Linked DNA regions of Mus musculus: all the other regions are linked to region 2. A link is a loop called in an ENCODE intact Hi-C map of the cell type or tissue named here. Cell type or tissue: gastrocnemius. All regions are shown on one strand. Links, peaks and the distances in the headings refer to the core of each region. The heading gives the core; the rest is flanking DNA.

Region 1 (10,009 bases), core at 4,184-9,183, 70 kb before region 2:
TGTGTGTGTGTGTGTGTGCGCTTGTGTGTGAGAGTGCATATGTATGTGGAACACACATTCTGTGGCATTCATGTGGTGATCAAAGGATAGGAGGCTATTTTTCCCTTCCACCATGTGTCTTCTGGGGATTGAACTCAGGTCAACAGGTTTGCATGACAGCAGAGCCATTTTAATGGCTGCCAAGCCCTCAGTTTACTCTGTTCATTTCTTCTCTCAGTACATTTAGTTCTCTCTCAACCATCAACATCACTAAGAGCTTGAAGCTGAGATGACACAGACTGGAAATCTTGCTTGGAAAACAGAGGAGGAAGAACGCATTGATTTATAAGCTTTGTGTGGATTTTTGAGAATAATAGCACAGTTCACGCTATGTGGGAGGCAGTCTTCAAAATGCCTTGATGCGTTATCCTCACAACCATCAAATGAGCTTGACACTGTTATTTTTCTATCAATCAATCAAAAACCAATTGGGGCTCATATGGTTAGATAACTAGTCCAGGGTGCCCAGGAAGAAAGAAGGAGAGCTGAGATTTGAAGGCTGAGTTGTTTTCCACAACAGATACACAGAAACCACGACCAAATCTCTAGTCAGGAGCTCAGGCAGGTTGGGCTAAGGGTGTTAAAGCAGTTTCTCTAATGCACTGATTCCGAGCATTCATCAACGCTTTATTTCACAGTAGCTTAAAGAGGTTACAGAAATACTGTTCAAATCTTGGAATAAGAGAATAAAAAGCAAGGCTAGCAAACATTGTGAGTCTGGGTACAAGTGATCATTAAACTCTATTACAAGGCAAATTTAGCAAAGCAGGTAAATCTAATTTCCCAGAAGGGACTCTTAATCTCATTAAGTTTATCAGAAAATCTCTCAGGTTTTATTGGCAGTGCTTCCCAGAAGAAACCTTTTATTACACCAGAGACCAAATGCTCTGTTCTGGCTTAAGTTTGGAAACATCCCCCCCCCCCACCAGAGACAGCTCTCTCCAGACTGGGGTTTGTCTTTCCTCTCTGTATTGTTGACTTTGGGGCCAGACAACTCTGCTGTGGGGATTGCTCAAGGATGCTCGCTTATGCCATTGGCACCTTCATACATGTCTGTGGTACTCTGGCAAGCCCTGGTCAGAATCACCTCACTAAACTCTTTGTTTCTCATGCGTGCTCCATGGAACAACAGCACCTCCTAGGAAGGTAGGGGGCATAAACAAGTTCATGCTCCATCCCCAGAGCTTATATAGTCAGAATCTGCAGTTTAATAAGATCTCTAGGGCATCTAGACATTGAAGTGTGAGTAGACCTTCTAGACCTGTGATTGTCAACCTTAGCTTCACGTTAGAGTACCTTGGAAACTGTAGAAACTGATTGAACCCCCAGAGAGTCTGGTGTAATTGCTCAGGAGCAACCTGGGCTTTGGGATTACAAACAAAGCTCCAGGTGAGTCTAGTGGACAGCCAACCTTGAGATCCTATTTTGAGTTTTAAAAAAATGCCCACAACATAGGAATGATTTACAATAGCCTATAAATGGGTTCTTTAAGATCTGCTATTTTTTTTTCTTTCTGTGAACATCCTTTTCTGACCCTTTAACTCTTTTTTTTTTTTTTTTTCCATTTTTTATTAGGTATTTAGCTCATTTACATTTCCAATGCTATACCAAAAGTCCCCCTTACCCACCCACCCCCACTCCCCTACCCACCCACTCCCCCCCTTTGGCCCTGGCGTTCCCCTGTACCGGGGCACACAAAGTCTGCGTGTCCAATGGGCCTCTCTTTCCAGTGATGGCCGACTAGGCCATCTTTTGATACATATGCAGCTAGAGTCAAGAGCTCAGGGGTACTGGTTAGTTCATAATGTTGTTCCACCTATAGGGTTGAAGATCCCTTTAGCTCCTTGGGTACTTTCTCTAGCTCCTCCATTGGGAGCCCTGTGATCCATCCATTAGCTGACTGTGAGCATCCACTTCTGTGTTTGCTAGGCCCCGGCATAGTCTCACAAGAGACAGCTACATCTGGGTCCTTTCGATAAAATCTTGCTAGTATATGCAATGGTGTCAGCGTTTGGATGCTGATTATGGGGTGGATCCCTGGATATGGCAGTCTCTACATGGTCCATCCTTTCATCTCAGCTCCAAACTTTGTTTCTGTAACTCCTTCCATGGGTGTTTTGTTCCCACTTCTAAGGAGGGGCATAGTGTCCACACTTCAGTCTTCATTTTTCTTGAGTTTCATGTGTTTAGGAAATTGTATCTTATATCGTGGGTATCCTAGGTTTTGGGCTAATATCCACTTATCAGTGAGTACATATTGTGTGAGTTCCTTTGTGATTGTGTTACCTCACTCAGGATGATGCTCTCCAGGTCCATCCATTTGGCTAGGAATTTCATAAATTCATTCTTTTTAATAGCTGAGTAGTACTCCATTGTGTAGATGTACCACATTTTCTGTATCCATTCCTCTGTTGAGGGGCATCTGGGTTCTTTCCAGTTTCTGGCTATTATAAATAAGGCTGCTATGAACATAGTGGAGCATGTGTCCTTCTTACCAGTTGGGGCTTCTTCTGGATATATGCCCAGGAGAGGTATTGCTGGATCCTCCGGTAGTACTATGTCCAATTTTCTGAGGAACCGCCAGACTGATTTCCAGAGTGGTTGTACAAGCCTGCAATCCCACCAACAATGGAGGAGTGTTCCTCTTTCTCCACATCCTCGCCAGCATCTGCTGTCACCTGAATTTTTGATCTTAGCCATTCTCACTGGTGTGAGGTGGAATCTCAGGGTTGTTTTGATTTGCATTTCCCTGATGATTAAGGATGTTGAACATTTTTTCAGGTGCTTCTCTGCCATTCGGTATTCCTCAGGTGAGAATTCTTTGTTCAGTTCTGAGCCCCATTTTTTAAGGGGGTTATTTGATTTTCTGAGGTCCACCTTCTTGAGTTCTTTATATATGTTGGATATTAGTCCCCTATCTGATTTAGGATAGGTAAAGATCCTTTCCCAGTCTGTTGGTGGTCTTTTTGTCTTATAGACAGTGTCTTTTGCCTTGCAGAAACTTTGGAGTTTCATTAGGTCCCTTTTGTCAATTCTCGATCTTACAGCACAAGCCATTGCTGTTCTGTTCAGGAATTTTTCCCCTGTGCCCATATCTTCAAGGCTTTTCCCCACTTTCTCCTCTATAAGTTTCAGTGTCTCTGGTTTTATGTGAAGTTCCTTGATCCACTTAGATTTGACCTTAGTACAAGGAGATAAGTATGGATCGATTCGCATTCTTCTACATGATAACAACCAGTTGTGCCAGCACCAATTGTTGAAAATGCTGTCTTTCTTCCACTGGATGGTTTTGGCTCCCTTGTCGAAGATCAAGTGACCATAGGTGTGTGGGCTGACCCTTTAACTCTTAAGATTATGTAGTCAAAATATTTTGGTGAAGCAGGCATGGTATCACATGCTTTAATCCAAGCAGTCAAGAGGCAGACGCAGACAGACCTCTGTGAGTTCAAGGCTCTGAGTCAAGACTAGTCTGGTCTATGTAGAGTTCCAGGAAAGCCAGAGCCATCTAGTGGAGAGACCCTGTCTAAAGAAATATTTTTCTGATATCTTCAAAGGTAATCTTCATAATTAGCTTTTAAAATAGTTGAATGATTGGGAGTATGTGGAGGATTAAGACATTCACTTATGTTTCTTAGATAGCCATACAAATCATCCTAATCCTAGATAATTAATATTTGTACTTAAAAAATACCCAACAGGGACTGGAGAGATGGCTCAGTGGTTAAGAACATTGACTGCTCTTCCAGAGGTCCTGAGTTCAATTCCCAGCAACCACATGGTGGTTCACAACCATCCGTAATGGGATCTGATGCCTTCTTCTGGTGTCTCTGAAGACAGCTACAGTGTGCTCATCATCATCATATATATATATATATATATATATATATATATATATATATATATATATACACACATATATATGTATATATGTGTATATATGTGTATATATATACATATATATATATTAAATACAATCTTTTAAAAAAATACCCAACATTCAACAGACAATCGTATCAAGAAAAGGGGCTTAGGGACAGGAGTTCAAGTAGTAGAGTGCTTGCATTAAGCCATAAGATCAGACTCCACAACCATAAACCTGTAATTTTTTGGAGAGGTTGGTCAGAAGCATCCGAAATTCAAGGCCATTCTCAGCTACATGATGAGTTCAAGCTTGTATGAGTTGCATGAGAAATGTCTGTAAAAAAGATACCCCGCCCCATGAAATGTATAGTTATATAAAGATCTCCTACAAGTTGGGAATCAAAACACTAACATTTAAAAATTTTTTTATTTAATCTTTCTTTTTTTATTATTACGTATTTTCCTTAATCTTTCTTTTTAACACTCCAGATTTTATCCCCCTCCTGGTCAACCCTCTGACTGTTCCACATCCCATACCTCCTCCCCGCCCTCTGTCTCCATGAGGATGTCCCCACCCCCTACCCCACCAAACCTCTAAATTCCCTGGGTCCTTCAGTCTCTTGAGGATTAGGTGCATCTTCTCTGACTGAACCCAGGCCCCGCAGTCCTCTGCTGTATATGTGTTGGAGGCCTCATATCAGCTAGTATATCCTGCCTGGCTGGTGGTCCAGCGTCTGAGAGATCTCTGAGGTTCAGGTTAATTGAGACTGCTGGTCCTCCTACAGGGTGGCCTTTCTCCTCAGGTTCTTCCAGCTTTTCCCTAATTCAACCACAGGGGTCAGGTGCTTCTGTCCATTGCTTGGGTGCAAATTTCTGCCTCTGACTCTTTCAGCTGCTTGTTGGGTCTTTCAGAAGGTAGTCATGATAGATCCCTTTTTGTGAGTACTCCATAGCCTCAGTATAGTGTGAGGCCTTGGGACATCTCCTTGATCTGGATCCTACTTTGGGTCTGTCGCTGAACCTCCTTTTCCTTAAGTTCCTCTCCATTTCCATCCCTGCAGCTCTTTCAGACAGGAAAGAGTTTTGGGTCAGAGTTGTGACTGTGGGATAGCAACCCCATCTCTCACTTGATGCCCTGTCTTCCTGCTGGAGTTGGGCTCTATAAGTTCCTTCTCCCTACTGTCAGGCATTTCATCTAAGGTCCCTCCCTTTGATTCCTGAGTGTCTCTCACCTCCCAGGTCTCTGGTGCATTCTGGAGGGTTCCCCCCACCTCCTACCTCCTAAGGTTTCCTGTTTCCATTCTTTCTGCTGGTCCTCAGGGCTTCAGTCTCTTTCCCCCACCCAAACAGGGATACCAGATCAAGTTCCCCTGTTCCCTCACCCCCTTTCCCAAGCTGGTTCCCCCTCCCTCTCTGCTTGTGACTGCATTCTTCTTCCCAAGTGGGATTGAGGCGTCCTCACTTGGGCCCTTCAGCTTATTGACCTTTTTGAGTTCTGAAAACACTGACATCTTAATCAATGGTTAAAGGAAATGCACTCTTAATACTATTTGTATTAAAATTTCCATTTATTGTTCATCATATCATTGTATTTCTTGTATTTTGTCTAGTAGCTGTGCTAGTTTTCCTAATAGAACTATTATTGGACATGTGGTTTCTTACTGTTTTTCAAAGGCCTGAAAGGATTACTATTTTAGCAGAAAATTTAAATCAGGCCACTGTAACTTGGAGATTACCTATAAATTAAGAGAAAATACTCATCAAGGGGGGTGAGGGTGTAACACTTGTCAAAGAGGATAGGGGTATAAATTAATGGTAGAACATTTCTTATCCTGTGTGTGAACCTGTGTTCAACGTCTAGCCTCAAGGGAAAAAAAAAGTAAAATGAGAACAAACAAGAGAAACCCCAACAAACTATACATCTGGCATTCATTTATTTGTACAGTTTTTAAAATTCTGCTAAACTCTGAGAAGATGAAAAACTCATTTATTCAATATTGGAATTCATTTGAACAAGTACAATAACATTTAAGTCAATGTTTTAAAAAGATTTACTTTTAAATTTTATTTTAAATTTGTGTGTGAGGGCATGTGTATATGGTGGGGTTAGGGGTGCACACATGTGAATGCAGAAGTCAGAAGAGAACATTGGATCCCCTGGAGTTTTAATTAATAGGCAGTTGAGGGCTCCCTGACATGGGTACTGGAAACCTAACCAGGTCTTCAGAACTGAACCTAGGTCCTTTGGTAGGGCAGCAAGCACCAACTACTAAGCCATCCCTCCAGTCCTATAAGTCAAATTTTTGATATACTACAGATCTATTTCTTTGTATCTGCTATTCCACTGCTGGACTGATGAATGTACACCAAGCTGTACAGCCTGTGCAGATTACCTATTCTCATTTTAAGGAAGTTTCAAAAAATAATTTAGCATAGGGGAAAGAGCTCCCAGCCTTTAGCTAGTTACAATTCCCCCAAAGCCATACTTTTTATTTGAATGCTGAGAGTTTGAACTGCTCATCAAGATCAGTGTTACCATAGGAGAGTCAGTCGGCTTTAAGGTGGTCTCTAGGACAAAGGTTTTCAGTCATGTGCTAATGAAAGAAAGCAGGGATGCCCACTTTTTTTTTCTCATTTTTCCAATAATTATATATGTCAAGACATTGGCTATCATTGGGATTGTTCTAGAACCTATGGTTGCCACAGACCATTGTTTGACATCTTTAAGAGGATTCTGGGTATTTTTGATATAATCACCATTGTCTCTAGGCCCAGAGTGTTAAGGTGCACATGATATCAAAGGCTTTTTTCATCTTTGGAAAAAATCTTTGTTGAGACCGCCATCCCCTCAACTTACCTTTTTGTCCATCTCCTTCCCCCTGAGGCTACTGAGTTCCGCTTTACTAGAGAAGAGTTTGTCACATACTTAGTAAAACACTTCTAATATTTGGTGTAGAGTTCTGTTGCACTGACTTTATGAGTCTTTGTTTCAGATTTTAAAAAGATCTCTGGGCTTGGGTTTGTCCAGATAGAGTTATAAATGACACACACCTTCTCTGTCTGTGGGTCTGTGGTGTCCCTTACATGTTGTTGCTGTAGCTTGTACTACTCACCTCATGGTGTGGTCATGATGACCATATAGGACACTGTGATTCAATGTACCTTGTAAACTCTAGAAGACTCCACAAATGCCAAGACCTTGTCTTAATTTTTTTGCTAACCCTACAATGAGTGAGAAGGCTTGAACCAGTGTGCTCTGAGTGTATGGTCAGCCATTGCAAATGAAACCAGAGCTCAAGGCAATGCCTTTGAGTGACACTAATCTTGAGTGTCATTGTGTTTATGGCTGTATTATTTAGCACCACACAGGAGGGGGTAATTGCCACACCACCCGCAGAGTGTGTGGTTAAAGGAACGAATGCAGACAAGTGTTTTGCAGACGAGTGTTGAGTCGACTCCATTTCCCATATGATGTGTGTGGGATCACAGTGACTATGAGTAAGGCAGCTATAAATGGGTCATGGTGAGGCGTAAACATCACATGAGCCTCAGCCTGGACATAGAGTGACACCGGGGAGGGATTTGGTATATTTCTTGTGCCAGCCAAAATGTCCCATGTCCAAAGGGAAGCTGGAGCTCGGGCTTCTGGCTTTTAAATTTTGGGGGAGAAAAGACATATTGAGTAATTGTTTTTTAGCAGGGTACTTCATTATCCCTTCATGAGGCTAGGACACAGCAGAATCACAACTGTTGTCTGGGTGGCAAAGCATTGTGGCCCTGGCGGTTGCCACCACACTTGCATTCCAACAGCCTGACAAACGAGTGGGCAATTTTAGCTCTGGATGTCTTCCCATTTATTCCATTTCTAAATTAGAGCCCTGACTCAGAGAAGAGAGTCCTGAGGGCCTCTTGGTTCCCGACTTTTTGTATTCTGATATCTGCCAGGTATTCCCAGACACAATAAGTCCCATGAGGCCAGTGCTACAGACTCTACTCTGGGATTTTGTAGTCCAGGGAAGATAATGTCTGACTTTATCTACAGAGTTCTGTGCCTGGGCTCACTAGGCCTCTTAAATTCTGTGGGAAGGGGCTTGGTAGGCTACAAGGTGATCTAAAAGACGATTGCAGTATTTCTGCTGTCCTGCCTATTACTTCCTGCCTGGCTCCTACAAGAACAACCAGGCTCTATGTCCAGCACGTACTAGGTAATCAAAGCTGCTGTCATTGACATCAGCTCTTCGTCTACTCTCATTTGATGTATAGGCTTGTGGCACAGACCCAGTATCCCCCTGCTTAACCAAGGTTTTTACTGACTGATTCTGCTCTTAGGCACAGTGGGTAATGGAAAGGAGCCTAGTATCCCTTGAGGCCAGTGCAGCCTAAATAATATTTCTCAGGAAAGCCACAATTTCACCTAGCTGGGAAGATGACCAGTGATCAGAGTCCACATCAAGCCTGTCGTATAAATGGTACCATTTCTGGGTTGCAGACAGTGCTTTACTGTCTGGACATTTTTCAGTGAGAAATCACACTTCAGAGAATATGCTTCAGTGACAATTTGCTATGGATCATCACCCCTTTTATGTTGTTCAGAGAAGTCCAAGGAATGTCTGAGCTTCAAGGTCAGCTTGTCATGGACCTCTCACTTAGCCAGAAAAGCTGTCCATATGTCACCCAGCACAGCGCTCACTGCAATAAATTGAATGTAGCATACTCTAGTCATGATGGGACTCTGGGGTCTAGAGAAGAATTGACAGCACAGTAGGGACATAGCACATCAAATCATCAGTCCTGGTTTATTGAATCCCTGACCCCTTGCTCATTCCTGCTGCCTTACATCGAAGAGTGTGAGGTTATCTGTAACTACAACTCAGTTCTCATTTCTCCAGTGGTCCAATTCATCTGTCCTGAGGTTCCTGTGTCAGGTAGAGTCGACCAGCAATCAGATGGAAACAGAAATGGCTAGGACATGTGCACAGCCTTCAGAAAGTCATAGCCTGTGTGGCAGGGGAATTATAGTGGGAAATGCAGGGGGAAGGAGATGAGGCACATAAGCAGACTTATACCATTCTGTGGGTCACATGCCACATGCTGATGGCATGGAGAGGTGGGGCTTCAGTCTAAAGTTGTAAGCAGAAGGCAGGAAGTCTGATGGCCTTGGCATGTTGCAAAAGCTGTGCATATGTGCTTCGGTGAACTCAGTGGGCAGAAGTATGAGAAGGAATGGTTAGAGATAGGACCAGCATGATACCCCAGTATAAGTCTGTAAGACAGCCAGTCAGTGATCTACATGTCGTCTAAAAATCCAGGACAGTGAAAAAAGTGACACCTTACTTCCCCTTGGTGACTTTTGAAAGTTGCCAGAAAAATAAAACAAAATTCCCTTAAATATCTAACAGTACACTAGATAAAGAACAGGTACTGTTAATATACAAGGAATGCAATTCAAGAAATTCCTTCCTGTAGGACATGGATGAACTGGACAGCATTATGCAAAGTGAATTGTACCACTCATAGAAAGACATACACTGTATAGTTTCATTTATATGAGACTCCTACCCAACTAGTCAAACTCATAAAATAAAAAAGAGTCTTGCTAGGGGCTTGTGAGAGGAAAAAACAAGTGACCACACATTAATAGATATAAAATTTCATTTAAACAAGATGAATTCTCTTTAGAGATCTATTATACCTTTCACCTAAGCCAATAATTTTTCACCTAAGCCAAGTGTATTTTACAACTAAATGTTTCTTGAAAGTAGATCTCATGTTGTATTCTTACCACACACACACACACACACACACACACACACACCAAATTCTTCCAGAGGCCATTTCACTTTATAACCATTAATGGCCTCCAGCTTTCCCCTCTAGTTCAAAGCCATTCAAATCATCCTTGTTAGTAGACTGGAAAGAGCCTCAGAGTCAGGACACCTAAGTTAAAATACGACTTTTTTTCCACTTAGAAGCTGTGAAGCTTTGAGCAAATTGCTTAGTTCTCTACGTTTTATCTCAGTAAGGAGAACAACGCAGCCCACACCACGGCCACGCTACAAATGTCAGAGACCATGTACGGCTCTGCCAATTCTACAGATGCATACTGGGA
Region 2 (10,009 bases), core at 2,476-7,475:
CAGAGTTGAGAATTCAATCAAGTGCTTTTTACGTTATTTTACATGTGGGTTAATGGGTCATAATCTGCTGTGTCTGCTTATAATAATAAGGCATTATCAACACTGTCCTCCAGTGAAGATGAGAAAGGCAAAAATAAGAGCTCCTATTTTGAATCTGTATGACAAGGAGCAGAAGTCACTAATCTTTCTTCTTTGGGTTGGAGAACCTCTGGTCTTTACAATAAATGAGCTTCATCCCATATGGAGCCACCAAACCCAGTCACTATTGCTGATGCCAAGAAGTGCTTGCTGACAGGAGCCTGATATAGCTGTCTCCTGAGAGGCTCTGCCAGAGCCTGACAAATACAGAAGTGGATGCTCGTAGCCATCCATTGAACTCAGCACAGGGTCCCCAATGAAGGAGCTAGTGAAAGGACCCAAGGAGCTGAAGGGGTTTGCAGCCCCATAGGAGGAACAACAATATGAACTAGCCAGTACCCCCAGAGCTCCCAAGGACTAAACCACCAACCAAAGAGCACACATGGTAGGACTCATGGCTCCAGCTGCATATGCAGCAGAGGATGGCCTTATCTGCCATCAATGGGAGGGGAGTCCTTTGATCCTTTGAAGGCTTGATGCCCCAGCACAGGGAAATGTTAGGGTGGTGATATGGGAGTGGGTTGGGGAGCACCCTCATAGAAGCAGGGGGAAGGGACAGTCGGATAGGGGTTTTTGGAGGGAAAACCGGGAAGGGGGTAACATTGAAATGTAAATAAATAAAATAGCCAATAAAAAATAAATGAGTAACAATGTATTCATAATTAAAAATAAATGGGCTTCCTCCTTGCTGTGATTGGGTTGTCTCCATAGGTATCGGTTATTGCATATTAATCCCGATGGTGAAGTATGATATCGTGTTGTTGGCCAGATAAAAATGGATGAAGACAGCCCTCTCTGGGGAAAACATTGAAATCAAACCCAGAAAAACTTATTATTCAGAATAGTAAACTCAGGATATAGTAGAAATTTGGGACGACTTGTTAGACAGAACACAGGCCCCAGGCCTAGAGTTTCTAATGGGCTGAGAAGGACTGCTTCTTTTATCAATAGACTCAATTTATTTTGATTTTATGTGTATGGGTGTTTTGCCTTCACATATGCCTTACATGTGTACAGTGTCCAAGGTCAAAAGGGTTTCAGATCCCCTGGAAGTGGAGTTACAGATGGTTTTGAGGCATTATGTTGGTGTTGGGAATCAAACCCAGATCTTTCGAAAGATCAGTTAAATGTACTTACTCCTGAGCCATCTCTCGTGCCCTAAAATGTCTGGTTTTTAACTTTTTCTCATGTGATAGTGCAGGAAAACTACTCCTTTATTACATTTTCTTTTTTTTTTTTTTTAAATCTGGGAGATAGCTTTCTTTATTTTTTTCTTTTAAAAAGATGTTTATTTTACTTTTATGTACTAGGGTTTGCCTGTACATACACAGATACATGTCCAGCCAAGTACCAAGTGCATGCAGTGCCCAAAGGAGTCAGAAGAGGGAATCGGAGCCTCTGGAAGTGGAGATATAGATGCCTGTTAGCTGTCATGTGGGTGCTAGGAATTGGATTCTGGTATTCTAAAAGGGCAGCCAGTGCTCTTAACCTCTGAGCCATCTCCAGCCCTGGTACTGCGAGTTTTCATAAGGTTTAAGAGATGGAGAAGATACTTGCTTTACAGTATCACCTTTTTTTTTTTTTTCTGGAATTGCATATCACAAAGAAAACACATTTCATAGACACAAAAGTCGTTTCAGGAAAAAGGTGAAAACCATATGGGAGTTTTTTTTTTTTTAATTGCATGTGTGTTACTGATTGTTATTGTGTTTTTCCACAATAAACTTAGTGTGTCAATTTCTAATAATAGGCTTTCCATAGAAGTTGCCAAAAACCATGTGTTGCAAGGAAGCATGTGTGATTGAAAAGGGCCAGTGATAGTAAATGAGAAGAGATAACCTTTTAGTAACCTTCACATGGATGAATTGGATGGTATTTTCTATATTAATTATAAAATTATCTTAATTTCATCTTAAATTTGCTTCCTGAAAGATTACAGTAATATCTATAACATTTTGGTGTGTATGTGTGTGTGTGGTGTATGCATGTTTTTGTAGGTATGCGTACATACGTTTGGAGGCCAGAGGTTAATGTCAAGTTGCTTTCTTAATTGCCTTCACATTATATTTAGAGATAGGGTTTTTCACTGAACTCGGAGCTCACCAACTTAGAAAGTCTAGCTGCTTAGTGAGCTCTAGGGCTCCTCCTGGCTTGACATCCCAGCGCTATGACTTCAGGAACATATCAGCAGGGCTCGTCCCCGGGTTTTTGTTGGTTTTGTTTTTTGTTTTCTGACAGGTTAGCTCAGGGCAGTGGAGTGCTGGGGGTAAGTAGCACTGCAGCTTGAAGTGTGCTTGAGAAGGGTGCTTGAAGAACTTGAGCTCTCTGTTTTCTTACAGAGATGAAGATGGATGGAGCGAATTGGTAACAGCAGTTAACAGGCCTGCCTCGCAGTGGAAGGTTCAGAGAAAATAGCAGAGTTTCAGTGGGCATGCTGAGGAATGGAGCTAGGTTTTCAGTAGAAACTTGGCCACACTAAGTCCTTGGGGTACTCTGTCTCAGTAAGGTGGGCAGTAGTGCATGTGAGAGCCATGTAGGTTTGTTCTGATTCAAGGGTCGGGGCAAGAGAGCAGTACTAGGTGGTATACAAAGTAATAATGCCCTCTCAGAAGGGTCGCATCCACTCAGACTCCGTAGCCAACACCATCTGTGGTCACTTGTTTGATTCTTATGGCCTTACTGAGAAGTGTCTTGGACCACAGCTGTGCAAGAGGGTAGAGAGCAAAACCTTCAAGACTTTCTCCTCCCCTCCCCCACCACATTTGTTCAACACAACACTGTGGCAAAGACCAAGACAAGTTCAAGAAGCAGCCCCCACTCTGAGGAGTTGGTAGTCTAGTGCGGAGAGGACAACTCATGGTTCCTTTTTCAACTTCCCATCAGCACTGTGTGTTCAGGTTGGATTACAAGGCAAGCTTTTGGGAAACCCTATTGTTCTGGTCAGAATATATGTGTCTTCCCAAAATTCAGATGTAGGAGCTTAGTATTCCAGCATAATACCTTTGAGAAGGGTGGTCTCTGGGAAGTGAGTAGGCTACAGGGCTCTGCCCTGATGATGGGATTAATGCCGTCTGTCTTTCTGCCATGTAAGATACAGCAAGAAGGTACCATCTCTACACAGTAGAGAGTCATCACTAGACACTAAATGCACTGGTGCCTTGAATGTTGACTTCTTAGCTTCCAGAACTGTGAACAAGGAGTTCTTTTTGTTTATACAGTATCCCCTTTAAGTAACAGACCAAGATAACAATTTAAGACACACATCTATCACAATTTAAACACAGAGAGACTAAATTTTATTTAATATTACTTAATATTGCACAGAAATAAAAATACCAACACTATACAACTGCTACTTAAATGACAATGATTTTCTTGTGTTGACAGTTACATTTTCTAAACAAGATCTTACAAGCACACATAATGTAAAAATGTCTTCAGTTAACACACGCCGTCACATCTTCTCTGGCAAAACGTGTTAGGTTGGGCCAGCAATTAAACACAATATTTTTATGCAAAACTGGAATTTTGATGTTGAGAGTTTTAAGAGTTTCTACAGCATCTTTACTTTTGTAATGTGACATTTTGAATATCAATGCACTGTCATGGGCAGTTCTGATGGGTGGGGTTCAATACAGGTGGGAACAATGTGCTCTTCAAAAACCACTTGAAGTCTTTTAAGGTTAGTAAGAGGCTGAGTAAAGCATGTTGCAGGATTTGATTGTTATCATACATGAGGTCACATAATAGAGTAGAAAGGCAACCCTGGGTTCTTGGCCAAACTATACATCAATATTCAAGCCATCCAGACAAAGCATTCTTTCTTTGGAGCGCATTTGCCACATTTGTGTAAAAAGAAACCTGATTTTGGAGGAAAGGATCAAGGTTTGGTTTAACACTCCCCCAAATTCCTTCTAGCAAAATTTGACTAGGTTGAGTGAAGGGCATTTACATTTAAAATGGAGAATTGTGTGAAATAAACCATAGTCATATTTCACCTTTTATTTTGGATAGGATCTCACTGTGCAGGGTTGGCTGGCCTAGAAGTCGGTATGAAGACCAGGCTGGCCTCAGACTCAGAGATCCACCAGCCTCTGTCTCCTGAGTGCTAAAAGTAAAGGCAACGTGCCGCTGCACCAAGTTTATATTTCACTTTTGAACCACACATTTTAATGCCATCCTCCATCTCCATAGGAGCAACACTCTCCCTGAATCCATTTGTACCTCTAACATTAGGATTTTCTGTTGGAACTTTTTTTTTTAAGAGTACAACCCCAGCCCTACCTACACTCCATAGTTTGGCAATTTAAGTTATAGCTTAATTCTGTCTTTGGCAGCAGTATCACGTTTTAAAATATTTATTTTTATTTTATGTGTATGAGTGGTTTGCTTGTGTGTGTCTGTGCACCACTTGTGTGCCTGCACAGAGGCCAGAAGAGGGTGTTTGTTGGATTCCTTGGAAGTAGAGTTAGAGATGGATGTGAGCCACCAGGTGGGTTCTGGGAACTGGACCCAAGACCACTGCAAGAGGAGCAAATGCTCTTAAGTGCAGAGCTATCTCTTCAGCTCAGCAGAATTTTTTACTAATATTTTATGAAATTAAAAAATCATATGTAATCGGAGACCCGGCTGGCCAAGTAGGAAATGACAGCCTTTTTATCTTTCCTAGGACTGTTTTTGTTTTTGTTTCTTTTTTTTGCTTCTGTGAAATAGAACTTGGTCTGAAAGACTCATCTAGATCAGGACTGCTGGAGGGGCCACTTTCGAAATCCAGGAAGACAAACTCTAGCTGGAAGCAAAACAAAACTGAAGCCTGTAATTTGGCAAGAAAGAGGGCTTAATGAACTCCTAATGCGAGAGCAGGATTCGGGCAACCAATAGGGTGCTCTTAGTCACCATTTCTGTTTGGTGTTTCTTATAAAAATCACTTTGTAGGGAGGGGCCCCAGAAACCACAACTGTCCTGAGCCTTGCAACTTTACTGCCCATTGTCTTGTCTTGGCATTGAGAATGTGGCAGCCAGTCATTAGATCAGAGCATGGGAAAGCAGAGAGGAAACTAGAAGAAATTACATTTTTTTTTGAGGAGTTGTCATTCAAAGAAAGAAAACTCGAGTTAGTTATAACTTCTTTCTCTGCATTGCAAAGAGATGGTTTTCATAAGCGCAAGAGTACCCAAGAGAGCTAGCTCCCCTGGGGTCAGAGGGCAGGGGTTGGAATGTAAAACCAGGCAGCTTGGGAGACTCTGCCTGCCTTAGGAAGGGCAAGTGCCCCTGAATTTCACACAGGGCACAAGAACTTGGCCCAGAGCTTGGGGTTCTCTCTGGTTTAGCTCTTCCTAGAGTCTTCTCTGAGCAGAGGCCTCCTCTTAGGTGTCAGTGCGCAAAATTGCCTCTTAATCCCAGCTTGCTCCCGACTAATTAGAACTTCTTCAAAGCCAAAAGATGAGCCTGAGGCTCCTTTTCCCATGCACAGGGGCACCAAAAGGGCCTCCAGCCTAGCCAGGTATCCCTGTCAACACATTACCAGGACAAGAGTCCCAAGGGAATTGGGCCCTTCCTTAGCTTTTGCCACCCCTCCCTCAGCTCAGCATTCCAAGGGACGCCCCCTCCCTGCGGTTCCTGGAGGCCAGTCAGGTCACAGAAGTCATTGCCCTGGCTCAGGAAGCTTCCTGCTGAGCCTTTGTGCGCTTCGCAGCCAGCAGCTGGGACGCAGGGCGGGGCGGGTCGCCCGAGAGCCAGCCGGCCAAGGCGAGCACTATTCCTGTCGCTGTGAGCTACCGGCTTGTTATGTACAGCGCCCAATCACGCTCCCAATCCTCTAAGCTGACCTGCTCTCCCCCCAGTGCCACAGGCTTTGATTTGATCGTTCTCTCAGAACAAGCTCACCCCCCAGCCCCCTAGCCAGTTGTCCTCGGACTGTGCGAGTGTCTACGGAGCAGCCACGATCAGAGCCACCATCCTGCTGTCCTGGGGCACCCACAATAGGGCCACATCCACGCATCTGGCCTTCTGGAGATTCAGTACCCTCGACCTCTCCAGGTGATGGTGCGCGGCCACCGCCGCCCCTGGTGTGCAAGTGTGGGTTCCCCAAATTGTGTAGGGGAGGCGGCTTTGGGCAACGCGCTGTCATGCTCACCAGCTGAAAACAAGTCTAGCAATACCGAGAAGACTCCGAAATCCACACCCTCTGCTACTAGAGGCTTTTGGAAATTGTCTCTACATCTTACTTTGTCTGAGAGGGGCACGGAGCAACAGCCAAATCTGGATGAAGGAACCTTAGGTTTTAAGCTGAGCAGGCAAAAATCAGCCTTTGCTAGGGGCTCAGCAGCTGGACAGCGGAGGTGGGGGTTCCGTGTTATGGGATGCCTCCAGCCGCGCTGGGCTGGCTCCATCCCAGCTTCCCGCCTTGGGCATCATGAGTTACTTCCTGTCTTACTGCAAAACCCACGGCAGCTCTCTTCTCACTGGCTACCAGGCCCTACGCGCTGAGGGCTTCTTGTGCGACGTGACACTGGAGGCCGAGGGCAGTGAGTTCCCAGCACACAGGTCACTTCTGGCGTGCTCCAGCGACTACTTCAGGGCCCTGTTCAAGAGTCACACTCAGGAATCGCGGGCTCGCGTAATTCACCTGCGTGTGCCTTCAGCGGCCGGCCTACAGCGCCTGCTGGACTTCATCTACACTGCCTGGCTGCCCCTCTCCATGGACACTGTGGAGGACACTCTGGAGGCTGCCAGCTACCTGCAAGTCACCGAGGCCTTGGGACTGTGTGCCCACTACTTGGAACGCCAGCTTGCCCCAGAGAATTGCTGTTTCATTGCCAATGTGGCAGCTCGATTTGGCCTGGCCCGCACCCTAGGTGCAGCGGAGTGCTGTATTGTACGCCACCTGGGGGGCCTGTTACTGATGGGCACTGGCCCCTCGGGGCTGTTGGAACTCAATCCTATATCAATGAAAGCTGTGCTGGGCGCCCCTGACGTGGCACGGGTGCCTGAGACGCGGCTGCTGGGCCTGGCACTAGCCTGGCTGCAGCAGGAACCCAAGGTCCAGCGCCTGGCACATAGTTCAACACTGCTTGGATGCATCCGCTTTGGCCTGGTGCCTGCTGGTGTGCTGCGGCGCATATACTCGGGCTCCGGTCTTATATTACCTACTAGGATCAAAAGCCTCATCATCCAGGCCCTCAATTACCATACAGCACCCTCCAGCCAGCCGCTTCTGCAGGGAGAACAGACTAGTGTTCGGAGTCCCCAGACCCGTATCTTGCTAGTTGGTGGTCTCAGAGCTAGGGAGATGGTTACCGAGGAGATCATGGGCCTACCAGAGGTAGTTCAGAATCGGCACCCTGCACCTCAACCAGAGGAAGAGGAGGGACAGGAGGAGGAAGAGATGGAGGAGAAGGAGTGGGAGCTCACCCAGGATGTGGTGTCCTTCGACGTGTATAACCACAGCTGGCACAGCTTGACACAGCTGCCCACACCACTGCTAGGCCACAGTGTATGTACCACTGGCAACTTCCTATTTGTCCTTGGAGGGGAGAGCCTTCCTGGCAGCCCATCTAGTTCCCTGGCTGCCGGCTCAAGGTCAATCACAGCCTTAGTGCACCGTTATGACCCGCGCTTCCACACTTGGACACAGGTGCCTGCCATGCGAGAAGCAAGGGCCTACTTCTGGTGTGGTGTGGTAGGTGAGAGTCTCCTGGCTGTCGGAGGCCTGGGCATCTGTGGTGAGGCACTGGCCTCAGTGGAGATGTATGACCTTCGCAGGGACCGCTGGATGGCAGCTGGACAGCTACCTCGGGCAGTACATGGTCACGCAGGTGCTGTCGGGGATCATGGTGTTGTGTACATCTCCGGGGGCAAGGCTGGGAGAGGTGAAGGAGGCACAAGTAGCCTCCGGGATATGTACTCCCTTAGCCCCGGAGAGAGAGTGTGGAGCAAGAGGGCACCCATGGGCACAGCTCGCTATGGGCACTACCTTGTGGTGCTGCGAGGTGCAGTGTTTGCCTTTTTGGGGAGATATGAGCCCTTCTCTGAGATTGAACGCTATGACCCCTGCACAGACCAGTGGACTCGGTTGCGGTCGCTACCCTATGACCGCTTCTGCTATGGACTTGCTGTGGTGGAAGAGACAGTGCTGCTGCTGGGTGGTCTCAAGTGGCGGGACTCACGCCAGGTGCCAACCCGGAACGTAGTGGGCTATGACCTGGACCTGGACCGTTGGGAAGATATAGGCTGTGTGCTGCCCTGGGCATGGAGTGGCCTTCAGTGTGCAGTGCTGCAGCTACCCGAGGGTAGGGAGGAGACAAGGGAGGGAGAGACTGGAGAGGTGCCAGATTTAGTGTTGGATTGAATAGGTGAGTCCAGGCTTCAGAGGATCCAAGGGAAAGTTGTTCTTGACCTTGCCTGAAGAGCACTGCTTTGTTCCCTTAAGAGGACTTTTATAGAGTAGTTCTGAATGGTAAGGAGGTGAACAAGGCCTTGGCCAAAGAATAACTATTCCCCTTCAACTGCAAATGTCAGTCAGGAATGGTCAAATGCAAAGATATGAGCCAGCTTTAGTTAACTGAAGAGGTTTCAGAAAGACAGACTCATTCTGGCCTAGAGGTGGAATTTGAAAATAAAATAGGACCTTATTTCTCTCCATAAAGTGTTTTTCAAGTACCTGTGAATATTTTCATGTCTCCCAAACAATGTACAACTAATTACACACAAACCACAGAAAACTGTTGGCTACAATAGCTGTAATAATAGGCCCAGTAGACAGTATTTGATGAAACTGTGAAGGGGCGTGTGTGTGTATGTGTGTGTGTGCACATACACACACCTTCATTAAACAGTATGGAATAGTTGTACCGAGAAAAATGGTAAAAAAAATGAAAAAAATGAGAAAAAATGAAAAAAAATTATGGTGCAGAGCCATGGTTATAGTTCTGCTTTGACAGTTTCGTATTGACATGGAACTGAGGGAAAAACAAAACCCAGAAAAAGCATTTCTTTGAGGAACAACTCTTGGTTATTAATTTTTCTGTCCTGTCCTCATCTGCTTTTACACTGGCAGCTTATTAGTTTATATATATTTCACTTAACCACAATATACTACATTTGTAAGAAGAAAATTAGCTTGGTTTTGGTGGTTTCACTCTTAGTTCCCCAAAGGCTCACAGAAAAGGAATGGGTAGGTGAAGTTTTTAAGGTTAGGTCAGGTCAGTGGGAAGATAGCTTGAGGTTTCAAGGTTTCCGAGGAGACCTTGGTAAGCTCTGAACAGGTGTTACTTCTGGCTAGTGCTATCAGTGAGGTGGCAAAGTGAGAACTTGTGACTGGGGTGGTGGTAGTGAGGGTGGCTGGATGATTAGGTCACAGAGAAATGTGGTAAGCCCTTTGCATGAATAAAGTCGGTGCTTTACAGGGATTCATTAAGAGCTGGATTTATTTGACTTCAGTTTACAGTGCTGCCTCTCTCCTAGATTTGAAACTAATGCAATAAAATGTACAGATATATATTGTTAAAAGGTCTCTTTCATGCTAGGCTAGTCTTATAACTCACCAGTCTTATAAAATTCATTAGTTTAATTTTTTTTTTTACCAGTAAAACAACAGCTGACTTTACAAAAGTAGAAGCTGCATACTAGTAACAGAGCTAGCCTTCCCACCAACTGCCTGTTGTTTGCAGGCTGTTTGTCCACTGTATACGTGACGCATCCATCATGTACAAATAGTTTTAAGTGAAGATACACCACATTGGTCTAGTGAACATCAATATGCCTAAACAACTGTAACAAGCACACTTCATTTTATGACAAGAGGGGTTTTGTTTGTCTGTTCTTTCTCTCTCTTTCTTTTACATATACAAAATCCCACAAATTTAATGTT
Region 3 (10,009 bases), core at 784-5,783, 62 kb before region 2:
TGGGGAACTGTAGTTACATGGCAGTAGGAATGGATAAAGAAAGGGGTGAATTTATTTTTTTTAGAGTCATGAATGCAAATTTTTACCAGGCTAGGTTTTGCCAAGTCATTGTTCTAAAGTCAGCATACATTTTCAATTATTTACAAGGACATCATCCTAATTTAGCCTGCAATTATTTGTCATTTGAACCAAAGCTGATGGCTATACTATGCCTTGTTTTGCAGTTCACATTGGATGCTTAGAATCAGGAGATGCATTTGTAAGTAAAAGTGGGGTCTTACACCTCATTTGACTTGTACTTATCATATTAGTTTATAAGCCGACCCTAAAAATATCTCATGAAAACTAAACCAAATGATACACTTAGAGGATACTTCATTAAGTGAACTAAGCTAGACCCAGAGGAAGGATGCTGTGTGATCTCACTTGTATGTGAAATCTAAATATTGAGTTTGAAGAAGGAGAAGGAGAATGAGGCCGAAGTAATGGGAAACTGTTGAGAAGACACAAAATGTCAGTTACATGGCAGGAATGCTGTCCAGCATGGTGATTACCGCTAATAATGTATTACATGTTTGAAAACTGTTAAGAGTAGATTGTCAGTGTTCTAACCACAAAAAGAAAATGTGTGAGTTGTTATAGACGCTAATTAACTTGATTTAATCACTTCATGGTGTATGCATATATCAAAACATCACATAACATTGCATGGTAAATATACAGTTTCTGTTTGTTAGTCATATCTTAATACAATTAAAGAGAAAAAAATCCCTAATGATATGTTTTCTTTTTCTTTTGCAGCGTTGACGTGTTTTTCCAAGGGAGAAAAAACAATGGGTTGAAATAAACAACTTCCTGAACATTTTATACATTTGTATGATGATCACAAACCTCCTGAATGCCCAAGACTCTAGCAAAAATATCCTGTTTGTACATTTATATTTCTTCCTTTTACTTGGTTGCATTTCTCACTTTAGCTACATTTTTGGCACCTTGTAGAGCAAATCAGCACACGAATTTACAACCTGGGAAGTGTGGTTTTGAGGAGAGATGTGATTTTTATGAAGGGGGGGATGGCAACGTGCAAGCAGTGATTTTGATGTTAAGTACTTTAAGTTACTTCCCACGGTCTTTTGGTCAATATTTGAAATGGTTTCTTCACCTTTTAAATTATCTCAATTAACTTTTTATGAGTTCAAATAAATATTTGAGTAAATGTAACATATGAATCTTTATCAAATTAATTTTCTTACCTTCAGATAGCTACATGTTCCCTAAAGGAGAGAGAAATATGTACCAGGCAGTCCAATCCCATATTGCCTATGTGGGGACTTCTGAGTTATTAGGTGCTATGGAAAACACTACGCTGGCTGATCATTGCATATGAGCTTAAATATCGCATGGGTAATTTTGTACTGATGTTACTTCCCATCTGAGGATGACCTGGACGTTGAACGCATTTTTGTTCCATGAAGGATCAATAGTCTTATATTCCAGATTAAACAGAGTTCATTTTAAGACCCAGTAAAGCTGAGTGATAGGAAGAGAAGGGAGGGACTGATCACACAATAGCTGTGCAAAGGGAGCAGACTGTACAGCCTGCCAATATGAAGATTTATCCAGACAGCAGTGCCGGGCCTGTATACTACCACTTGTAAGCTGAGGCAGCAGGATCACTAGGTTAAAGCCAGCCTGGAATACATGTCAAGGCCCTGAATCAAAGAGAGGAGGAGGGGGAGGGGACACAGGAGAGGGGCAGGGGGATATATTTAATTAATGCCTACTACTATTATAACCCAAGATGAAGCATATGAGCAACCTCACAGTGAGGGGCCAGACCATGTGAAAAACAAACGTGTCTCCTTACCCTGTATGAACAGATCTTAGCAGTATTTCTGGAGCTGAATAATTGCTCTAGTTGCTTCAGAGGAACCCACTGCCTGTGTACTTCTGAATGTCACAAGTGGAAAAGACTCTCTTGCATTTCCATTCCATAGAGGTTGTTTTCTGAAAGAAAGATTGGCTGGTTATCTTGTTGGCTCCCACCTACTTGGGCTCCCAGGTGTTCTGCCAGACTGTGGTCTATCTTGGTCATCTACATCTAGTATACATATACTAGGTAGTGCACATCAAACTGTGCCAGCCTGTCTTCTGAAAGCACAGCAGGTCCTAAACGATATGCGACTGTGATGCCTCAGGCTGTCTCACTCCTTCCTCTCTGGGATGGTTGACTAGGGCTATAAAATTTACCTCAGTGCTCACTTTGTTTAAATATAGATTATCTATGTTCTGATTCAAAATTAAAGTCTGGTTTAGTGTTATAAAAACTGTCTTCACCTTTTAATAAAGTCTTTCAAGGCACATTTGCAGCATAATACAGAGTAAAGCTATGAGACAAGTTCAGTGGATTTAGGAGAGCTTTGAATTTAATATGTATGCTATGTTGTTAAGTTTCAATTTCACTATCTATATGATATAGAAAGTTCCATATTGAATTAATCATTGGACAGTGCATATGTTATAGGAAAAGAGGAATCTTTCCTTTCAATGAGGTTACCATTTTCAAAATTCACATATTTTACAACTAAGTAGTTCTTAAAATATTTATTTTGAGCTGTGTATATGGCTCTGTGGTAGAGAATTTTTCTACTATTGGGTTTGGTCCCCAGCAAAACAAACAAACAAACTCCCATGCATACATCAATCAAACTGATAGTGTGGCTTGTACCTGTAGTGTCAGTCACTTGGGAGGCCCGAGGCAGGAGGACTGCTGGAGCCAAGTAGTTCAACATTACCCTGGATAACATAATGAGATCACATCCCCCAAACAGAAATCATCTTGAGTCAGGCTTATTCATGTCAAGTATTTATAAGAAAAAACATATCATTTATAAACTTTTTCCATGAAAGATAAACAAAGTTCAAGTAGTTGACGATTTTGTAGGGGGAAAAAAAAACCAACCCTAGAAACAGTACTGTGTGCAGTAGCATGGTACCATGCCCAGTTATCAGCACAGATCTGCAATGGTATGATTTTCAGTAGAATCTGAATACAGCATTCACTTTACCAACATTTCCTGGATGTTCACGATGTGCCCAGGGAACTTAATGTTCTGGGGGAAGCAAATTCATCTGCCTGAGCACCTTGCTTAAAACACTCTCCTATTTGCTCCTGTTCCTCCCCGTGGTGCTTGATCGAGAACGTAAAGAGAGGGCCCAACTGGATCCAGGACTTTGCCGAGATGCTTAGAAATTCTCTCTTTGCAGAACAGCAACCGTCAGAAAAAGGGCCCACACAGAGTCATTCCCACTCCTCATTTTGTGTGATCTTTACACTGAGAGTGAAGACTGGAAAGTAATTATCTTTGTTTCCAAGGTTACTCACTGAATACCTGGCAGTGCTATTCTAGTGGCAAAGCCCAGGGCAGGGGGGTGGGGTGGGGGTGGGTGACAATTACCTAAATGAATCCCTCACTTTTTAACCCAAGCAGTTAGAGGATTTACAAACAAGCTTTCCATTATGATTAGGCCCATGGAAAGAACACTACTAATTTGAATGTGCCATCCTGTGAAATATACTCTTCTACATTCTTGAGCTGACCTAGAATTAGGGTTTCCCCCCTTGGGAATGTGAAGAGGGCTCATTTGGATTCAAGGACTACAGGTGGATCAATTAAAATGCATTCCCTTTAAAGGCCTGTGGCATTATCCCATTGCTTTGCAATCTAGCTTGAAATAGAAACTGCATTTAACTTGCTAATTGGTGCCCCCTTGGGATTTTAACCTGATGCTGGATGTATGCATCAGTGTGGCCCTTTGCTGTTCTTTGACTCACGCATTAATGAAATCTCGGTGTTCCTTTGAAGGCGGGGATATATTATAACATTCAGACACAATCACGTATTCATTCAGCAAGCCACACATAGAGCATTCACTAGAGGAGACTGCAAGCCACCAGTATGTTGCTAGGCTAGGAAAACCCACAGAGCTCATGTACAGAATTCATTTTTATTTCTCTAAGCAAATGACCAAACTTGTTTAGATCTTGTACTGAGAGCAAATCACACTGTCAAAAATGAAAAAAAATGCTGATTACAAGACAGGGGATTCAGCCATAAGGTAAGATTACAGCCTTGACAGTGTCATCACCTAAAGGTGTTCTTTGGAAAAAGCAAAGCAACCTCAGTTAAGCAATCATTTTGTGTTTCTGGGATACTCTGGGCCTCACAACCTTCATTTCTATGCTTGTTTATTAACGGAGAAAAAAATCAATCCGTTAACATTTGACTTCTCCTGAAAAAAATAATTATGGGACACCACTGACTAATAGAAACCACACTTTTGGATAACAAGGCTCTTTTTTTTTTTTTTTTTTTTTAATGACCAGCTCGTCCATCTCAGTGAGGCTGTATTAAGATACAGATTCCAAGGGGAAAGGCTTTTGCCCTTGGGCTTCAAATGCCTGCAGATGAGCTGCCAAGCACATGCGGGCCTGCACTCTGAAATCTCATTTGCAAATAGGATTGTGAGTTCAGGTGGCTAGGGTAGGTTTTGTTCCATTGTGTTGTGTGGGTGGCTGATGGGCTCCAGGATACAAAAGTAGGGAAGATCCACAATTCTCTGGAAGCTATTCTTGCTTTTTATTGTCAAGGGAGACAGGGAAGGAGGCACAACTCCACTCTGTCGCCTGAAGCAGCTTGAGGAGTCCCCTTTATCTTTTAGAGACCTCAATTCAGGCCAAACCGGGATTTGTGGTTTTGACAAAGTAAAGAAGTTAAGGACTACTCAATATAAAACAGAGTTTCATTGTTGTTTGATTTTTTTTGTTTGTTTGGTTTTTTTTGTAAGGTATTTTAACCATTGGGCTTAAGCATGAGGATCGAGAAAGAGGCACTCAGAAAGAAAGCTAAGGCATACTCAAAAGCATGGTTACGACCTTCTGTAAGATAGTCATAGTTCATTTTAGTTTTACAATAGTCATATTAGGATTTTGGGAGGGTTAAAAGCAATCATCCTCAAAGTATTGCTAAGGAATCTAAACAGAAACTTAGGATAGCTCTCAAGAGCACTTGACAGGATTACAATTCATAAGGTCGCCATCTAGATCTCAGGGATGTGGGAAGGTAGAACATTTTATTAGTAAACCAAGTTCTCAGATGATGTTTGGGGAAAAGAATGAGACCTGACTCAAGGTTTAATATTTTCCACTTTGAACCTTCTTTATTGCAATTTCATCACAAAGTGTCTCTAGGTTGATTCTAGGTTGGTCACGTTCACAACAAATGGTGCTGGAGTTCTTGCTCAGTGAAAGTCTTTAAACTAGACATGGGGGTGAGAGGCTCTTTTCTCCATCCAGGTCCCCATAATTTGCCCTGTCTTTCTACCCTGACTTATCAATATTTGCTCATCTACAGTGCACTCGACAGGACAGTGATCTGAGAAATTCTTTTCCAAGGCATTGTAGAATACACTAATATGTAGTCCATGCTCCTTTACAAATCCCCTCCATTTATCCCTAATGGCAAGCTTTAGAAAGAAACACAACCAAGTGAAACAAGGAAGGCTTCATGGGTGGCTTTGTTTTTGTTTGCTGCTGTGTTCAGGCTCTGGCCACAAAGATTCCTGGCCTCAGACTGAGCCTTCTTACATTTGGTGGGAGGCGATGAGCATCAGAAGAGGCCAAGGGAGACATTGTAACTGCTAGAAGGCCAGACATTCATCAAGACCTGGGTGTTTCCACTTAGTGTTGGAGATTAGGTCTTTGTTTAGTGTTCTAAAAATCATATAGATAAATTCAACTTCATTGCAATTATTTAAAAGCTTGTTGCGTTTATTGAAAATTGCAATTGAAGAAATAGAAAAGAACATAGCGGTCTTTAGTGATAACAATAGTACATAGAGCAAGATTCTTTAAACTTTGAACAGTTAAAACACCAAAAAGGAAATTTATAACCCTCAAAAATTAATGTTTTTCTGAGTCTTGAATTCATTACAAGCCATTAGGGCTATGATGATAGTTGTCCAGGAGTGAGGTACCTCTTTTTTTTTTTTTAAATCACCATTCGAATATCTATGGGTGGACATTTCTGGGTTTCCATAATTTGCCCTGCCTTTCTACCCTGACTTCTCAGCATTTGCTCTTCTACATTGCTCTAGACAGGGCAGTGTTCTGAGAAGTTCTTTTCAACAGCATTGTAGAACACACTAATGTCATCCATGATCCTATGCAAGCTACCTTCCTGTATGTCTAATGAGATGGGGGGAAGCACTTAAGCTGGAGAAATTACTCTAAGTAGGACAACCATGGGACTCCTCCATCTCTAGCTAGGTCCTCTTCTATTGTGTGGGTGCCTACCCATAGACTCCTCTCTTGCCTATTTCTTCCCACGTATATTTAACTCATGACTGACAGGCTGCATTTAGCACAGGATAGCTGTGAATATAGGCTAACACAAAATCATAAAGTTACTTAAAACACTTTTTGTATGTATGATTTGATTGTGTGCTTCTCAAGCATGAACTCTGGAGATGACAACATTGGGTGAAAATGCTGAAAGGCTGCACATGCCTGCTCGACTTCTCTCAACCGAGTTTCCTTGTGACACTGGGAATGAGAAACCTTTTTCTCTAGGTTGAGTAACACCAAGTTTCCCCAAAATTGTGCTTCCACCAGAGGTTTTACCAATATCTGACATTCCGAGGCGCTCATTCTCTTTGGCCCTGGACATAAACAATAAAGCCCATTGCTGGCTAGAGAATAAACCGTGGGAATTGGCATATTTTCCAATATGAGGTCATTGGGAGCAGTGTTGGCAGTGGTCCGTCATATCCCCGAGACCTTTCATTTAGGGGCCAAATGAAGGCAATGATCTCTAACAAATGCACCATTAGGCAAGACCTACATCTAAAAGCTTTGTCGATTCAGACACTTAGTAATTAAGTTGTGGGCCAGCGAGGAAATTATTTGCAATCAAACGTGTCCCTGATCAGCAATTAGATGGGCAAACATATGACCTCATTGTCTCCACCAAAGGATGATTATGTAACAGTCTCTGGTCCTCAAATACTATGGTTATTTGCCAACTTTTTGATTCTAGTGAACCAGCTGAAATCACACATTGTGATTCTGGAAACAGAGGATCGAGACAGGAGACACTTCCTTGGGATGCCTGATACAGCAAGCAGAATGAGGTAGCCATGTCTGTAATCCCAGTATTGAGAAGGCAGAGGCAGGCAGATTGGTCTGTGTTCGTGGCCAGGCTTATCTAAATAGTTAAGTTCCAGGTCAGGCAGGCAGCCCTATATGGTGAGACCCCTGCCAAAGGAATAAAAAGAGAATCTGAGAGAAAGAATGAGAAAAAGAAAAAGAAAAGGAAAGGGGTCATGGAGAAGAGGGAAGAAAGAACGAGATGGGAAAGGAGAGATGGTGAAAGAATGACTTGCTCCTAGAGCCAGAGTTTTGGTTCATTACCCAAGACACAATGGCTTCTTGTTGGTGTGGCTGAGTAGGAAAGCATGCCCGTTCTGTGCACCATTGAGCATTCATCATCTATTTTCTCTTGAAGGATAAGGAGGATTCACAAGAGCTTCCAAGTACAGGTCATGAAGCCAAAAGAGGACTAGAGTATAATCTGTCTTGGGGTGACCTGGGATATCTAAATGTCACATAGTCTAGAGGCACATGTGACCTGGAACTGACCTGAGGTGACTCAGGCCCCAGTCCTTCCATAATCCTTTATTTGTGCTCTTTACTCCACTGTGATCAGCAACAGCGTAGTCCTCTGCCAGCAGCTCTCGGCTCGGGGTGGGCCAGCATGGAGCAGAAGTGGAGTCTCTCAGCTCCTGGCGCTGCACTGGGAGAAAAGGGTAACAATCACTTAAAAATGGCTGTGGGTGCTCTCACAACTTTATCTGCAGCTCAGTCAATAGCTTTCTAAAGATCCCAGCCGTGGAATCAAGGAGCTGAGGTGGTTGCACTCCAACTCCAACCCTTTGATTGAGGGTTACCTTTCACCTTGGGCAAAGCGCACTGTGCAGAGCCAGGAAAGCTCTCAGTCAAACGTGTGTACGTGCTGACAGATTGGTAGCTGGAACATCTGTCCTTGAGCTGTAGAAGCCTGGAGAATATGGAGGAGCCACAAAGCCCATTATGGTCTTTATGCAATATGGACTAAAAAAAAAAGTCTTATGTGTTCTAGGAAAACAACATTTTTCAGTCATTTGTACACTTTTAGGCACTTCCGTTTAGGAAGCAAACCAAAGGAAACCATCCCTGCTGTCTTCCTTTTATGAATTCCTGAGGGGTCTAACACCTACTGGTCAGGAGAGTGGCACTTTCAAGACTTTATTCCCATAGGTACTGACTTTGAAATGATTCTGGAGATGAAGACAATTTAAAAACTGGAACTTCTGCAGAACACCCTGCTTTACCTAATCTTACCAATAAGCTTTTCTGTTCTGTATATTTTCCAAACCACGTTTTCTTTTTTTAAAAAAATTATTTATTGTTTTTTATTTTATTAATCATTTTATTCATTTACATTTCAAATGATATCCTCTTTCCAGTTACCTCTCCACACCCCCCATTCTATCCTTCTTCTCCCCCTCCTATTTGCCTCTATGAGGGCGCTCTTCCACCAGTTTACCCACTCCTGCCTTACTGCCCTAGTATCCCCCTATGCTGGGTCATTGAGCCTCCACAGGACCAAGGGCTTCCCCTCCCAATGAAGCCAGATAAGGCATCTGCTACATATGTATCTGGAGTCACAGATTCCTCTGTGTGTACTCTTTGGGTGGTGGTTTAGTCTCTGAAGCTCTGAGTGATTCGGATAGTTGATGTTATTCTTTCTATGGGGTTGTCATCCCCTTCAGCTTCTTCAGCCCTTCCCCTAGCTCTTTCATTGGGGTACTCATGCTCAGTCAGATGGTTGGCTGTGAGTATCTACATTTGAATTATTCCAAACTACATTTTCATCTTTATAATGCAGAGATAAAGTCATGAAGTGATGTCATCTATGGTCATATACATTTAAAGATAATATAGAATGTTACTACCTCTCTATATGTAATTAATATACAGAATTATAACCACTATGAAGGCTTATTTTTATTTTTAAGATAAATGTGTCACCAGACATACAATTGATGAGACACAAATGTTTCTTTCCTATAAAAGCAACATTAGGATTATTTGAAAGCCACAATGCAATATCCTCTTGGTTAAAGCCCATGGCCCCAAAGTATTCTAGCCTGCCCTTCAGTTTTATTTATGCAACATATTCCAAAACTGTACATATGTTGGAACCCAACTACCATTTTAATATGAAAGTATCCTTGAATAGATTGATGGAAAGGAGGAAAGTGCTAGAAAACTTGAATATCATGTGCAATTGATGGAAGTGGGAAAAGCTCCAAATAGCAGTCTGATAGGCTCCGTGGTGAAAACAGCAGGTAAGGTAATGATGCCACAGAGGACTTCCGGAATGAGATACTCAGCAATGGAAATGTGGTTGAGCACATTGGTCCACAAGTCCCTGGGAAGCTCCAAGATCACAGGATGGCAAAGCAAGGCTTTTTAGTAGTATGGGGGAGAAGGGACCATGAGAAGGAAGGTAGTTTCACACCTGTAAAATGCAAAGCATAACAGATCTCCCTGGACCCAGCATGCATTTTATTTTTATTTTTCAGTAGTATAACCCATGAGTTTTTTCTTTTCTTTTTAATTTTTTTAACTTTCTATTGATTCTTTGTGAGTTTCACATCATGTACTTCAGTCCCTCTCATCTCATCCTCTGATATCTGACCTTCACCCTTCAAACCTCCTCACCAAAATACAAAACACACCACCAACAACAAAACACATAGAAAGCATCTCATTGTGAAAGTTGTACTATGTCACAGTGTGTCCCACAGAATACCCCTTTGTCCACACATCTTCACTTGCAGATGTTCAGTGCGATGAGTCATTGATCTGGTTTTAGGTTCCTGGCTTCTGTGACACCATCAATAT

What was found. A loop is a pair of places that touch in the nucleus more often than their neighbours do. Peaks named below come from ENCODE experiments on the same cell type or tissue, not always from the same donor. Only the 100,000 strongest peaks of a DNase experiment are listed, where the experiment ranks them.
Region 1: a loop joins it to region 2, with 4 times the contacts of the local background. A loop is called at or near these places in 4 of 42 quality-filtered maps.
Region 3: a loop joins it to region 2, with 2.0 times the contacts of the local background. A loop is called at or near these places in 4 of 42 quality-filtered maps.

What each region holds. Positions count from the first base shown.
Region 1 is chrX:157,740,610-157,750,618 of GRCm38, forward strand. The region is part of intron 4 of Smpx (small muscle protein, X-linked); the gene reads left to right. Among named protein-coding and RNA genes, the nearest start is that of Gm15169, 14 kb to the right of the region's middle. In gastrocnemius, for the core only: no CTCF peak of the experiment used is centred there; no DNase peak of the experiment used is centred there; H3K27ac peaks cover 3,169 bases.
Region 2 is chrX:157,811,882-157,821,890 of GRCm38, forward strand. Klhl34 (kelch-like 34) reads left to right here and starts at 6,554. Exons shown (of 1, transcript NM_001081667.2): 1 at 6,554-9,179. The coding sequence starts at 6,554. The coding sequence ends at 8,488. Cnksr2 (connector enhancer of kinase suppressor of Ras 2) reads right to left here. Exons shown (of 22, transcript NM_177751.3): 22 at 9,692-10,009. In gastrocnemius, for the core only: no CTCF peak of the experiment used is centred there; DNase peaks (open chromatin) are centred at 5,407, 5,827, 6,146, 6,577 and 2 more places; H3K4me3 peaks cover 1,929 bases; H3K27ac peaks cover 2,016 bases.
Region 3 is chrX:157,751,371-157,761,379 of GRCm38, forward strand. It overlaps Smpx (small muscle protein, X-linked), which reads left to right. Exons shown (of 5, transcript NM_001252591.2): 5 at 802-1,221. It overlaps Gm15169 (a long non-coding RNA gene), which reads right to left and starts at 8,378. Exons shown (of 2, transcript XR_003953114.1): 1 at 7,700-8,378; 2 at 5,810-7,315. In gastrocnemius, for the core only: no CTCF peak of the experiment used is centred there; no DNase peak of the experiment used is centred there.